Linked DNA regions of Homo sapiens: all the other regions are linked to region 1. Evidence: chromatin contacts called from ENCODE Hi-C or POLR2A ChIA-PET data. All regions are on one chromosome and are shown on one strand. The core of a region is the stretch at or near the end of the contact, and the rest is flanking DNA. Distances in the headings are between cores, read along the strand shown. Region 1 overlaps LRRC3C (leucine rich repeat containing 3C). Region 2 holds the start of PGAP3 (post-GPI attachment to proteins phospholipase 3). Region 3 has its middle 16 kb from the start of GRB7.

Evidence for each region. A loop is a pair of places that touch in the nucleus more often than their neighbours do. ChIA-PET counts read pairs that join two places held with the same protein, here RNA polymerase II (POLR2A). Pooled maps may share reads with other maps.
Region 2: a pooled map shows a loop between it and region 1 (2.7-fold over the local background). The contact joins the promoter of PGAP3 here to the enhancer-like site in region 1. A Hi-C loop is called at or near these places in 3 of 168 maps with a recorded cell type or tissue (B cell, CD8-positive, alpha-beta T cell and Calu3), 1 of 37 single-sample maps with no recorded cell type and 10 of 50 pooled maps. POLR2A ChIA-PET finds 5 or more read pairs at or near these places in 7 of 52 experiments (AG04450, GM12878, HepG2 and 4 more).
Region 3: a pooled map shows a loop between it and region 1 (4-fold over the local background). The contact joins two enhancer-like sites. A Hi-C loop is called at or near these places in 12 of 168 maps with a recorded cell type or tissue (B cell, CD4-positive, alpha-beta memory T cell, CD8-positive, alpha-beta T cell and 9 more), 30 of 37 single-sample maps with no recorded cell type and 16 of 50 pooled maps. POLR2A ChIA-PET finds 5 or more read pairs at or near these places in 8 of 52 experiments (Caco-2, GM12878, OCI-LY7 and 4 more).

The regions. Positions count from the first base shown.
Region 1 is chr17:39,938,041-39,941,645 of GRCh38, reverse strand. LRRC3C (leucine rich repeat containing 3C) reads right to left here. Exons shown (of 4, transcript NM_001195545.2): 3 at 97-203. The coding sequence starts at 122. Among named protein-coding and RNA genes, the nearest start is that of LRRC3C, 12 kb to the right of the region's middle. RefSeq lists enhancers at 3,140-3,189, 3,200-3,319. Within about 2 kb of position 1,930, at least 9 of the 41 ENCODE cell types and tissues checked have a DNase peak (open chromatin) inside an H3K27ac peak, as active enhancers do; they include B cell, GM12878, OCI-LY7 and 1 more, where a contact is called at or near this core.
Region 2 is chr17:39,686,421-39,690,025 of GRCh38, reverse strand. It overlaps PGAP3 (post-GPI attachment to proteins phospholipase 3), which reads left to right and starts at 1,969. Exons shown (of 8, transcript NM_033419.5): 1 at 1,969-2,192. The coding sequence starts at 2,012. It also overlaps a transcript of ERBB2 not described here. RefSeq lists a silencer at 596-890 and enhancers at 170-1,130, 1,841-1,950.
Region 3 is chr17:39,752,407-39,756,011 of GRCh38, reverse strand. No RefSeq gene overlaps it. Among named protein-coding and RNA genes, the nearest start is that of GRB7, 16 kb to the right of the region's middle. RefSeq lists enhancers at 1-41, 452-501 and silencers at 992-1,721, 1,862-1,911, 1,952-2,091. Within about 2 kb of position 1,716, at least 35 of the 41 ENCODE cell types and tissues checked have a DNase peak (open chromatin) inside an H3K27ac peak, as active enhancers do; they include B cell, GM12878, OCI-LY7 and 1 more, where a contact is called at or near this core.

The DNA of each region.
Region 1 (3,605 bases), core at 681-3,180:
TATTGTACGGAACCTGGAAGCCCTCCTGCCAGGTCAGAGAGGTGGAAGAGAACAGGAGAGTGGGGTGTCACAGAGACTAGGGGTGGATATACTTACACGAAGGAAGATGAGGTCATACGCATTGGAGACCTTTCTGAGAAGGATTTTTCTTGCTGGATTTTGGAAGACTATGGGTGACCAGGACTGGACACGGAATTGTAGAGCTGAGTGCAAAATAAAAATGGGGTGTGTGTGGGGGGGTCCCTTGTTTCAAAAACCTGTTAAGAATTTCTTCCTTTTTTTTTTTTTTTTTTTTTAGATAAAGTCTCACTCTGTGGCCCAGGCTGGAGTGCAGTGCCACAACCTTGGCTCACTGCAACCTCTGCCTCCCAGGTTAAAACGACTCTCCTGCCTTAGTCTCCCGAGTAGCTGAGACTACAGGTGCCTGCCGACCAAACCCGGCTAATTTTTGTATTTTTAGTAGAGACAGGGTTTCACCATATTGGCCAGGCTGGTCTTGAACTCCCGACCTCTAGTGATCCACCCACTTCGGCCTCCCAAAGTGCTGGGATTACAGATGTGAGCCACCACACCCAGGTGAAAACTTAAGAATTTCAAGGCCTTGCCAGGTATGGTGGCTCACGCCTGTAATCCTAGCTCTTCGGGAGGCCGAGGTGGGTGGATCACTTGAGGCCAGGAATTTGAGACCAGCCTGGCCAATGTGGCGAAACACCATCTCTACTAAAAATACAAAAAATTAACTGGGCTGAGGTGGCACACACCTGTAATCCCAGCTATTTGGGAGGCTGAGGCACGAGAATCACTTGAACCCAGGAAGCAGAGGTTTCACCGAGCCTGGGTCGTGCCACTTGACTCCAGCCTAGGTGACGCATTAAGACCCTGTCTCAAAAAAAAGAATTTCAAGGCTGGGTGCAGTGGCTCATGCCTATAATCTCAGCACTTTCGGAGGCCAAGGACCAAGGAGCCTCATGAGTTTGAGACTGGCCTGTGCAACATAGTGAAACCTCGTCTCTCCAGAAAAAAAAAAAAAATTGTCCAAATGCACTTTCTACAAAAAGAAAAATAAATTAGCAGACCATGGTGGTGCATACTTTAGTCCTAGCTACTCGGGAGGCTGAGGTAGGAGGATGGCTTGAGCCTGGGAAGTGGAGGCTGCAGTGAGCTGTGATTGCACCACTGCACTCTAGCCTGGGTGACAGAGTGCGACTCTGTCTCTAAAAAATAAAAATAAAAAAGAATTTTAAGATGACGACAGCAGCAGAGTGTAAAACCAAGTGCAGAGCTCTTGTGAGCACAGGGCATGAGGTCTTGTGGGACCTCGTCAGCCGCATGCCTGTGAGGCTGGCCCTGTAGGTTACCTTTGAACAAGCAGTTTCAGAAGCATGATGGGGACCAGACCAGATGGTAGGATGCCAGATGATATCATCTCTGAGGATGTACTCACCACAGACTTATTCCTGTGATGTCAACAGGGGAATTTTGCAGACTCACATTTGTCTAAGGAATCAGATAACTTTCTACACTTAGGCAGGAGAAGCAACAAGCAAACCTTTTCTCTGAGGGCCGGACACTCTGCTGCTGGCTACTTGGTGTCCATTTCGGGACTGTAGCTGAATGTGGGACAGAAAGCTGAGCAATCCTCCCTTTCCCCCTGTTCCTCTCTCACACTGGGCAGGGGCTTTAACTGAGGCACAAGAATTGAGCCTGGCTGTTGATGGAGGGTTATTTCCTTCTAAGACTAGGGCAGCTTCCAGGAAAAGAGTGGAACTAGGGTGTCCAGCACAGCAGCTGTGGGAGAAGCAGGAGCCCAGCTGGAGCTGCAGATGTGGTTAATTAAGGGAGTCTGAGTGCAAACTCGGTGAAGGAGGGAGATCTGGGGGGAAGGAGGAACCACACTTAGGACAGTGCACACTGCCCACTAGGGGCTGCAGAATTGGAGCAGAAATTCTCTGCCATCCATTTATTTGTTTATTCATTCAGTGAGGATTTCCTGTGAGCCTTATGTGCTAGTTGAAGGGGACATAGACAGGGTTCTTAAGGTGCTGGGTCTATGGCAGGGTTCTCAAAACACCCTGCACATTCAAATCACTTGGGGAGCTTTTACAGATTAGTTATGCTGGGGCTTCATCTGGACCAATTACATTAAAATCTCTGTGCATGGGGTCTAGGCACTGGTTTCTTTCGAAAGCTCCTCAGGTATGTCTAACGAGCAGCCTGAGTTGAGAATTGATGGTCTGGAGGGAGGCACAGACATGTCTCCACAATGCTTTGATGTGCTGCCTGCATTAATTGATGTTTGTACAGGGAGCTGTGAAGCACAGAGAGAGAATAAGTATTAATAACATGGCAGAATCATCCCTTCCCTCCTACTACCAGATTAACACACATGGCTTTGGGAGTGGCAATGCACTCAGTCCTTGATGATTCAACCTGATTGATCTCAGCCCATCAGAAATCCTGTTGCCTACTTCTTCAATCTCCTTTGCAGCTGAGGGTGGCCCAATTCTGGTCAATGACATCTAAGCAGAAGTCCGCAGAATAGGTTTGTGGGACAGTCTTTGATTTGCTGGTAAGAGAGGATAGGGCTGGGCTCTGCTCCTCTCCCTACCTTTTTTTTTTTTTTTTTCTTTGAGATGGAGTCTCTCTCTGGAGTGCAGAGTCTGGAGTCTCTCTCTGAGTGCACCCAGGCTGGAGTGCAATTGCATGATCTCGCTTCACTACAACCTTCACTTCCCAGATTCAAGTGATTCTCCTGCCTCAGCCTCCTGAGTAGCTGGGATTACAGGCCTGCATCACCACACCCAGGTAATTTTTGTATTTTTAGCAGAGATGAGGTTTCGCCATGTTGGCCAGGCTGGTCTTGAACGCCTGACCTCAGGTGATCCACCTTCCTTGGCCTCTGAAAGTGCTGGGATTACAGGTGTGAGCCAGTGCACCAGCCTTTTTTTTTGAGAGAGGGTCTCACTGTGTTGCCCGGGCTGGAATGCAAACACAGCTCACTGCAGCCTTGACCCCCTACCAAACTCAAGCAATCTTCCTGCCTCAGCCTTCTATGTAGCTGGGACCACAGACATGTGCCACCACAACCAGCCAATTTTTTTTTTTTTTTTTGTAGAGATGAGGGTCTCACTTTGTTGCCTAGGCTGGTCTCAAACTCCTAAGGCTCCTGCCTTGGCCCCCTGCAAAAAGTGCTGGGGATTACATGCGTGAGCCACCGTGCCTGGCCCCTACTTTGAACATGAAAGGGTCAACTCAGGCCATCTCGTGGCCATGAGACAACAAAGCATAAAGGGAGGGTTGAGTATTACTGAGATGTTGGCCTGGAAATCGCTGAGCTACTCAACCAACACCAGCAACTGCCACCTCTAGACTCAATACGTGAGAAAGAAAACCCCCTAACTTCAGTGCTTCTCAACTTGGCTGCACACTGGTATATAGGCAGTTTTGAAAACTGCTGATGCCTGGGTACACCCATGTGGCATGTGTCTGGTAATGGAGATTTTTTTTTCTTGTTGAGACAGAGTCTCACTCTGTCGCCCAGGCTGGAGTGCAGTGGCACCATCTCGGCTCACAGTAGCCTCTGCCTCCTGGGTTCAAGAGATTCT
Region 2 (3,605 bases), core at 720-3,219, 250 kb after region 1:
ATATATGTATAGTTATTTATAAATCTTATTTAATGTGGGGCGTTACTGCATTTCAGTATGTTTGACATAATATAGGATGAGGCCTTCAAAATTGGAATTTTCTTTTTCTTTTTTTTTTTTTTTTTGAGTTTCGCTCTTGTTGCCCAGGCTGGAGTGCGATGGCGCAATCTTGGCTCACCACAACCTCTGCCTCCCTGGGTTCAAGCGATTCTCCTGCCTCAGCCTCCTGAGTAGCTGGGATTACAGGCATGCACCACCACACCCAACTAATTTTGTATTTTTAGTAGAGATGGGGTTTCTCCATGTTGGTCAGGCTGGTCTCAAACTCCTAACCTCAGGTGATCCGTCCGCCTCGGCCTCCCAAAGTGCTGGGATTACAGGCGTGAGCCACCACCCCCAGCCTTACTTAGGAATTTTCTAAAGGGGAGACTCCCTATTTTGTCAGGATTTCATCCTCTTTAATCCTAAATGTCCATCTTTATATGAGGATCCTCATAAAAAGACTCATCCCAGAGTCACAGAAAGGACAAAATGAAATGAAAAAAGAAAAAAAAACAGTATTGTAAAAGAACTAATCTGTAAGATGCAAAGTAGTATTAGCACTGGATTTCCGGTCAGCTCCTGGAGGGCTAAGGGGTTGTTTTGTTCATTTCAGCTTCTCAGTCAGTATCAGTTGGGTGGTCAACTCCAGGGGACACTATTCATGTTATATTTAACTGGAAGAATTTGCCATTCACAGAAAAGGCAATGTGAATGCTGCTCCCCAGAGCACCATTCACAGAAAATGCAATGTGAATGGTGCCTCCTGGAGATTTTGCCTTGCTTAGCAAGGTGCTAGAGCTAAGGACTCAGAAATGTTTGTTAAGTGAGTGAATGGAATCCCAGGCTACTTCTTACTCATTCCAACCCCCAGGACGAAAAAGAAAAGTTGACAAGGGGTGAGGAGAGTGGGGGAGGAGAAAGGGTGATCCTTAGCTACAAGGCTTCTATGAGATTGGGTGTGGGTCGGTGCTGATGGGAGTGCAGGGGAGGTGAGCAGGGAGAGGATACTAAAGCAAGCGTCCTGTTCCCAGGGTTCCTAATTTTCCTAGAAATATTACTTCTCTCCGATCTCAGTGCAGAACCATACTGATGATTTTACAGCCCTGGATTTGTCAAGTTCTTATGTTGATGTATGCTGTTCATTCATTAAACAGAAGAACAAACAAACGCAGTTAGCGCCTACCATAAGCCAAATTCTGTGCTGGAGGTAGAGTGGTGAACAGGACAGCAAAGGTTCTACCCCGCATGGGGAAGCAATCACCCTCGGGAGGTGGTACTTCAATTGCGACTAGAAGAAAAAAGAAGAGTGAGTGATTCAGACCAGGCCAGGCAGTCAGGAAGCTTGAGGGACATAGCCCTCTGAAGCGGGTCTGGAGCAAGGGAGTGAGGGAGACCAGTGGACAGGGGCCAAATCAGGCAGGGTTTGTGGAGACTGTATTTTACCCAAGGTAATTGGGAGCCAGTAAATAATTTTAAGAAAAAAAAAGTGATATGGGCAAATTTTAATTTTTCAAAATGGAGCGCAGGTTGGAAGAGGCAAAAGTAGAGGCAGGGAGAGCCATTAAGAAGCTACTGCGGCTGTCTTGGCGACACATGATGGTGTCTTTAACCAGGGTGGTGCCAGAAGAGATGGAGAGAAGTGGATAGTTACAGGTACGTTTAGGAAGTAAAATCCGACAGGGGTGGTGACAGTAAACAGCCCTACCTCAAAAAAGATCATGGAAAACACTTCAGTTTGCTCATTAACCCATCAGGCGTCCGCCTTCCCTTAACCCTATCGCCTCGATATATGGACACAGCAGGGGGACGAGGGGCGGGGCAGGCGCCCACAAAAATCCGGGAACTTTAATTTAAACTGTGTGGACTTCAGCGGAGAGTAGAATAAAGAACACAGGAACTTCCGGTTACTCCGGAAGTGGAAGCTTCATACTCCTAAGCTCCTCCCCCGGCGGCGAGCCAGGGAGAAAGGATGGCCGGCCTGGCGGCGCGGTTGGTCCTGCTAGCTGGGGCAGCGGCGCTGGCGAGCGGCTCCCAGGGCGACCGTGAGCCGGTGTACCGCGACTGCGTACTGCAGTGCGAAGAGCAGAACTGCTCTGGGGGCGCTCTGAATCACTTCCGCTCCCGCCAGCCAATCTACATGAGTCTAGCAGGTAAGCCCCACCCCCACGGTAAGCCCCGCCCATTTGTCTTGCTCCCGCCCCCTGCGCCCCCAATACGCCTCTGCAATCCCTGAACCTTAGTTTCCCCACGAGGTCTCTTATGAATGTGAGTGAAGCCCCTAAGGTGATGAGAGCCTTACCAGCCTCTCTTACTTTCCCAGAAGCTTTCATTTACTTATTTGTTCAGTCAAAAGGGTATTTATTAAATACATTCGGGCCACAATGTCTAGGAATGGCACAGAAATCAGACCAGGGTCCCGCCCATTGGGACTCACAGTCCCCACGGGGACATGAGCCTTTTCAAGTGCAAGGCAGAGAATGATTTGAGCCCCTGAAAGACTCTTTGATTAGGAAGCATTTGGGATAGGAAGGTGTCAGTTCCGGCTTTGAAGACGTGGGGGCAGGGATCATCTTGGAACGTTTTGTTTGAAGGAGGGACTTTGGACTGGTACATTCGATTTGGACCATAGTGGGCAAAGAACCAACGTATTGAGCACTCACTGTGTGACAGGTGTCACAATATGTCAAGTAATTTTTATCACACCCTTTGAGATAGTTTCTCTAATCCCAGTTTTACAGATGGGGATTAGAGAGATTAAATGCCCTGCCCAAGGTCACACAGCCAGTATGTAGTAAAGTGGAGTTTCCAGTTCTGGCCTGTTTGACCACAAGCTTGTCCTCTTTACTATTATACCACTTTGCATTCCAGACAGAGGGAACAGAGAGAATGGATGCCCTGGGCAGATGTGGGCACATCCAGGAGCTTTATTTACTCAGGGAGCAGGGTACATGAACAGGAGTAGTGACCAATACGGTTGGAAAGGCAATTTGGAGCCTCAAAAGTCAGGTTGAAGAATTTGGGCTTCATTTTCATAGGAAGGGAGTAAGATAGCAAGAACTCCTTCCAGGAGAGTAAGAGCAAATCCTATATTCAGGAAGGACAAATATAAACCCAGGTTTCCATAGATGAGTTCATCAGATGCCAACATCTTGATGGACTTGAGCAAAAGGAGAGGAAATGTCTGCCAAGGTAGAAAGATCATCTGAGCCCTGGAGTTCAAGACTAGCCTAGGCAACATGACAAGATGCCTTCTCTACAAAAAATAAAAGAATTAGCCAGACATTGTGGTCTCGCTACTTGGGAGGCTGAGGTGGGAGGATCGTTTGAGCCCAGGAGGTCAAGGCTGTGGTGAGCCATGCTCTCCCCACTGCACTCCAGCCTGGATGAAAGAGCGAGACCCTGTCTCAAAAAAAAAAAAAAAAAAAAAATGCCGGGTGCGGTGGCTCGTGCCTGCAATCCCCGCACTTTAGGTGGCAGAGGCAGGCAGATAACCTGAGGTTGGGAGTTCAAGACCACCCTGACCAACATGGAGAAACCCCATCTCTACTAAAAATACAAAATTA
Region 3 (3,605 bases), core at 467-2,966, 190 kb after region 1:
CCTGCGGGTGATGGCAGCTACCCCCCTTCCCCAGGAGTGAGGGGGCAGGAAGCCCCAGAACAGCCTTTCCCATCACCTCGCCTCTCCACCCCAGTACCCTGGCCCCCTGGCCCAGAAGAGCTGCCTAGGCAAATAAACCACAGCACTGGGGGTGGTGGTGGATGGGAACTAGGGGGGCGATGCCACCTCCTCCCCCGGGCTTGTCCTTCCACCGCCCAATCCCCATCCCACCCCCACTGGAATTGCATTCTCAGTGTCTCACTGAGAATGTCTCACTCACAGACCTCAGCTGCCCCGCTAGACTCCTGGGGAGCTGTGTGTCTCTTTGCGTGTGCGTGTCTGTCTCCATGTGTGCCTGTCTCTCTCCTTGCATGTCTGTCTGTGTGTGTCTGTGTATCTGTGTGTGTGCGCGCGTGCACGTGTCTCGTGTGTGTGTGTTTGTGTGTGTTGAGGGAAAGCAGGCTGAGTCAGTGAATCCAGCAAAGCTCTGAAGTCCCAAGCAAAAGACAGTCGCAGACTCCCGCAACTATTTGGAGTCCTGGTTCCAATCCCAGCCCTCTCCCTCTCGGGATGAGCCCAGACACTTGACTTCCCCTTCTGGGCGTTGATTTTCCCCAGAGTCAGGGATCTCTGAAGGGCCTTCCAGCTGGTACTCCTAAGACAGGCCTCAACCTCACTGCACCAGCCGGGCTCCAGGTCTTCCCTCTCTCTCCTCTCCTCACTGGACGCTGGAGCTAGAGTAATAGTGGCCGGGCCCTGACTCTCTCAAGATGTCATTTTCCTAACTGTTCTATCAAATTCCAATCCTGGACCCCAGGGGTAGGGGACAGGATCCCCTCACCTGTGGAATTATAGGAGGCTCGGAATAACGCGCGCTGAGGCTGGGTCTGAACCCCCGGCCCCCGCCCTTTCTCAGGTTCTCCTCTTAATTCTGCGTGGACCCAGACCCCAGATTCCCGGCTAGGGTGCCTGGGAGAGGAAAGGGAGGCCGGCGGAGAGGGGGCAGGGGTGCGGCGCGCGGTGGGAGTGAGGGGGGTGTGAGGGGAGGGGCAGCTGCACTTCTGAGAAACAGCTCGGCGTCTCAGCAGCCCGCAGCCTAACCCCCTGCCTGCGGCTTCACAGCTCCCTCCTCCCGCCGCCCACGCCGCTCGGGGCCTCTCCGGGGGTCGGCAGCCCCGGCGGAGACGGTGTCTGCTGGGGAGGAGCGGCAGCTCGGGGGACAGCAAAGTGGAACCCATGGGGGGTGGGAGTGGACATGGAGGAAAGCGTGGGTCGCGTGACACCCCAGGAGTGAAAGGCCTCCCCTCATCGGGGTCCCGAGCGCCGGATCTCGGCGTGCCCGCGTGTTCCCCCGCTGCCCCCGCGCTGTCCTATCACAGCCCGAGCAGGATCCAGAAGTGAAACTGCCCGGGTCACAGCCCAGCGCCGCTGCTGCACCCCGCCCCGCCCTTCCGGGCACTGCCGCTGCGCAGGATCTCCCGGCGCTCGGGCGCCTGCGGGGAGGAAACGGGGGAGGGGCAGGGGAAGTGCCCCCGCGGGCATCTGCAGCGCGCGGCCGCTCTCCTCCGGGGTGCCCGCGCGTAACCGGGGTGGGAACCTCGAGAGACAGGAGCCCCGGAGGCCTGGCCGCGGCGACCGCACTTCCCGCGACGGCCGCTGGGTGTCACTGCAGCCGCGCGGCTGAATCGGCTCGGCGCCTGCGGGAGTGGGGGACGGTGGGACGCCGGGACTAGGCCGTCGCGCTGCACGCCAGTCTCGCCTGCCCGCGCCTGGAGGCTCCGCGACGCTGGGATGCGGCGCCCACACCTTCCTCCACCCGCCTGGCCAAGGAAGCACCTCCCGCCTCGCCCACAGACTCGCAGCGAGGCCCGGACTAAGCAACGCCCCGGGGCGACCGGCTCGTTGCTGCGGCGCCACGCAAGCCACGAAACCGATGGCGCGTCCCCTCGTGGGGCCGAGTTCAAAGAGCCGCGACCCCGACGCGCGCCCCCTGGCGAAGCCGGCGGCCTTCCCTCCGCAGAGGCACGAGGGGCCGCCACGACGGAGGGTGGCTCGGTGGAGCCTGGCGCCCGTCGGCCCCGGCGCGCGCATGCGACTTGGGTGGTGGCGGAAGGGCGGGCGGCGGGGCAGATCGCCTCAGGCACCGGCCCAGAACGGCTGAGAGACGGGTCCCCCGTGTATCCTCCCCTACCCCAACCTGGCCTGACAAGTGTGGGATCCAGCCTTACCCAGCCACCCCCTGGCCCCAACACTAAGTTCCTCCAGTAGATGTGTGGGGCAGGGTGCCTCAGCCTGGGAGGAAGGAACCCTCCCTTGGGAGGCCAAAGCGGGAGGATCACTTGAGGTCAGGAGTTTGAGATCAGTCTGGCCAACATGGCAAAACCCCGTCTACTAAAAATACAAAAATTAGCTGGGCGTGGTGGCGCACGCCTGTAATCCCAAACTACTCAAGAGGCTGAGGCAGGAAAATCGCTTGAACCCAGGGGGTGGAGGTTGCAGTGAGCTGAGATCAGCCACTGCACTCCAGCCTGGGCAACAGAGTGAGACTGTAAAAAAAAAAAAAGAGAGAGCGAGAGAGAGATCCCTGGAATCTTTTGGGAAATTGGGGTAGTGCCAGTAGGAATGCCCTGGAGGACAGGACTCAGGGCATGGGAGTTGGGCAGGTGAATGCGGATGACCGTGCCTGTTGGTCACAGCTGTGTGAGGGTGCGGGTGGCCCGTTCCATCCCTGCTTACAGCTTCCCCTCCAACTCCAAGGTCACAGGGCCCAGTTCCACTACCCAGACCCTAAGGAGATCCACGTGGTTGTCCTGAGGGGGTGGTTTCTGCCTTCCAATCTCCCTCAGTCTGCCCCAAACCACCCTAAAATAAACCTAATCCAAGTAAGAACAAAGTGCTTACAACAAAAATGCAGCTCCAGGCCCGGCGCGGTGGCTCACACCTGTAATCCCAGCACTTTGGGAGGCTGAGGCGGGCGGATCACATGAAGTCGGGAGTTCGAGACGAGCTTCACCAACGTGGATAAACCCCATCTCTACTAAAAATACAAAATTGCTGGGCGTGGTGGTGCATGTCTGTAATCCCAGCTACTTGGGAGGCTGAGGCAGGAGAATTGCTTGAACCCAGGAGGTGGAGGTTGCGGTAAACCGAGATCACACCATTGCACTCCAGCCTGGGCCACAGAGCGAAACTTGTCTCAAAAAAAACACAAAAACAAAAAAAGCGAAACAAAAAAAACTCCAGCTAAACAGCCCCCCCAGGTGCCCATCAAAGAAAAACTTGCCCCTTCCTTGGGGTAGATGCAGCCGTGTGAGAGGGTGTCAGATGACATCATAACTCAACCCACATGGGATTGAATTTCAGGCCTCATCCCCATTTCCCCACACCGCCCCTTCTTGTATGGTGAACTTCGAGAACGCTTGTGGAGCAGCCTCAGCCCGCCCTCCCCACACCCCAGGATCGCCCACACCCCCAGGCTCTGGAGTCCAGTCTGCAACATCCAACTCCCCCAGGATCTAACTCCTTCTTTTCTCTCCTCCCCCAACTCAACTGAGAGCTCAGAGTCGTTTGTCCTAATTGCCACTGCATACTCCCCCTCAAGTCCC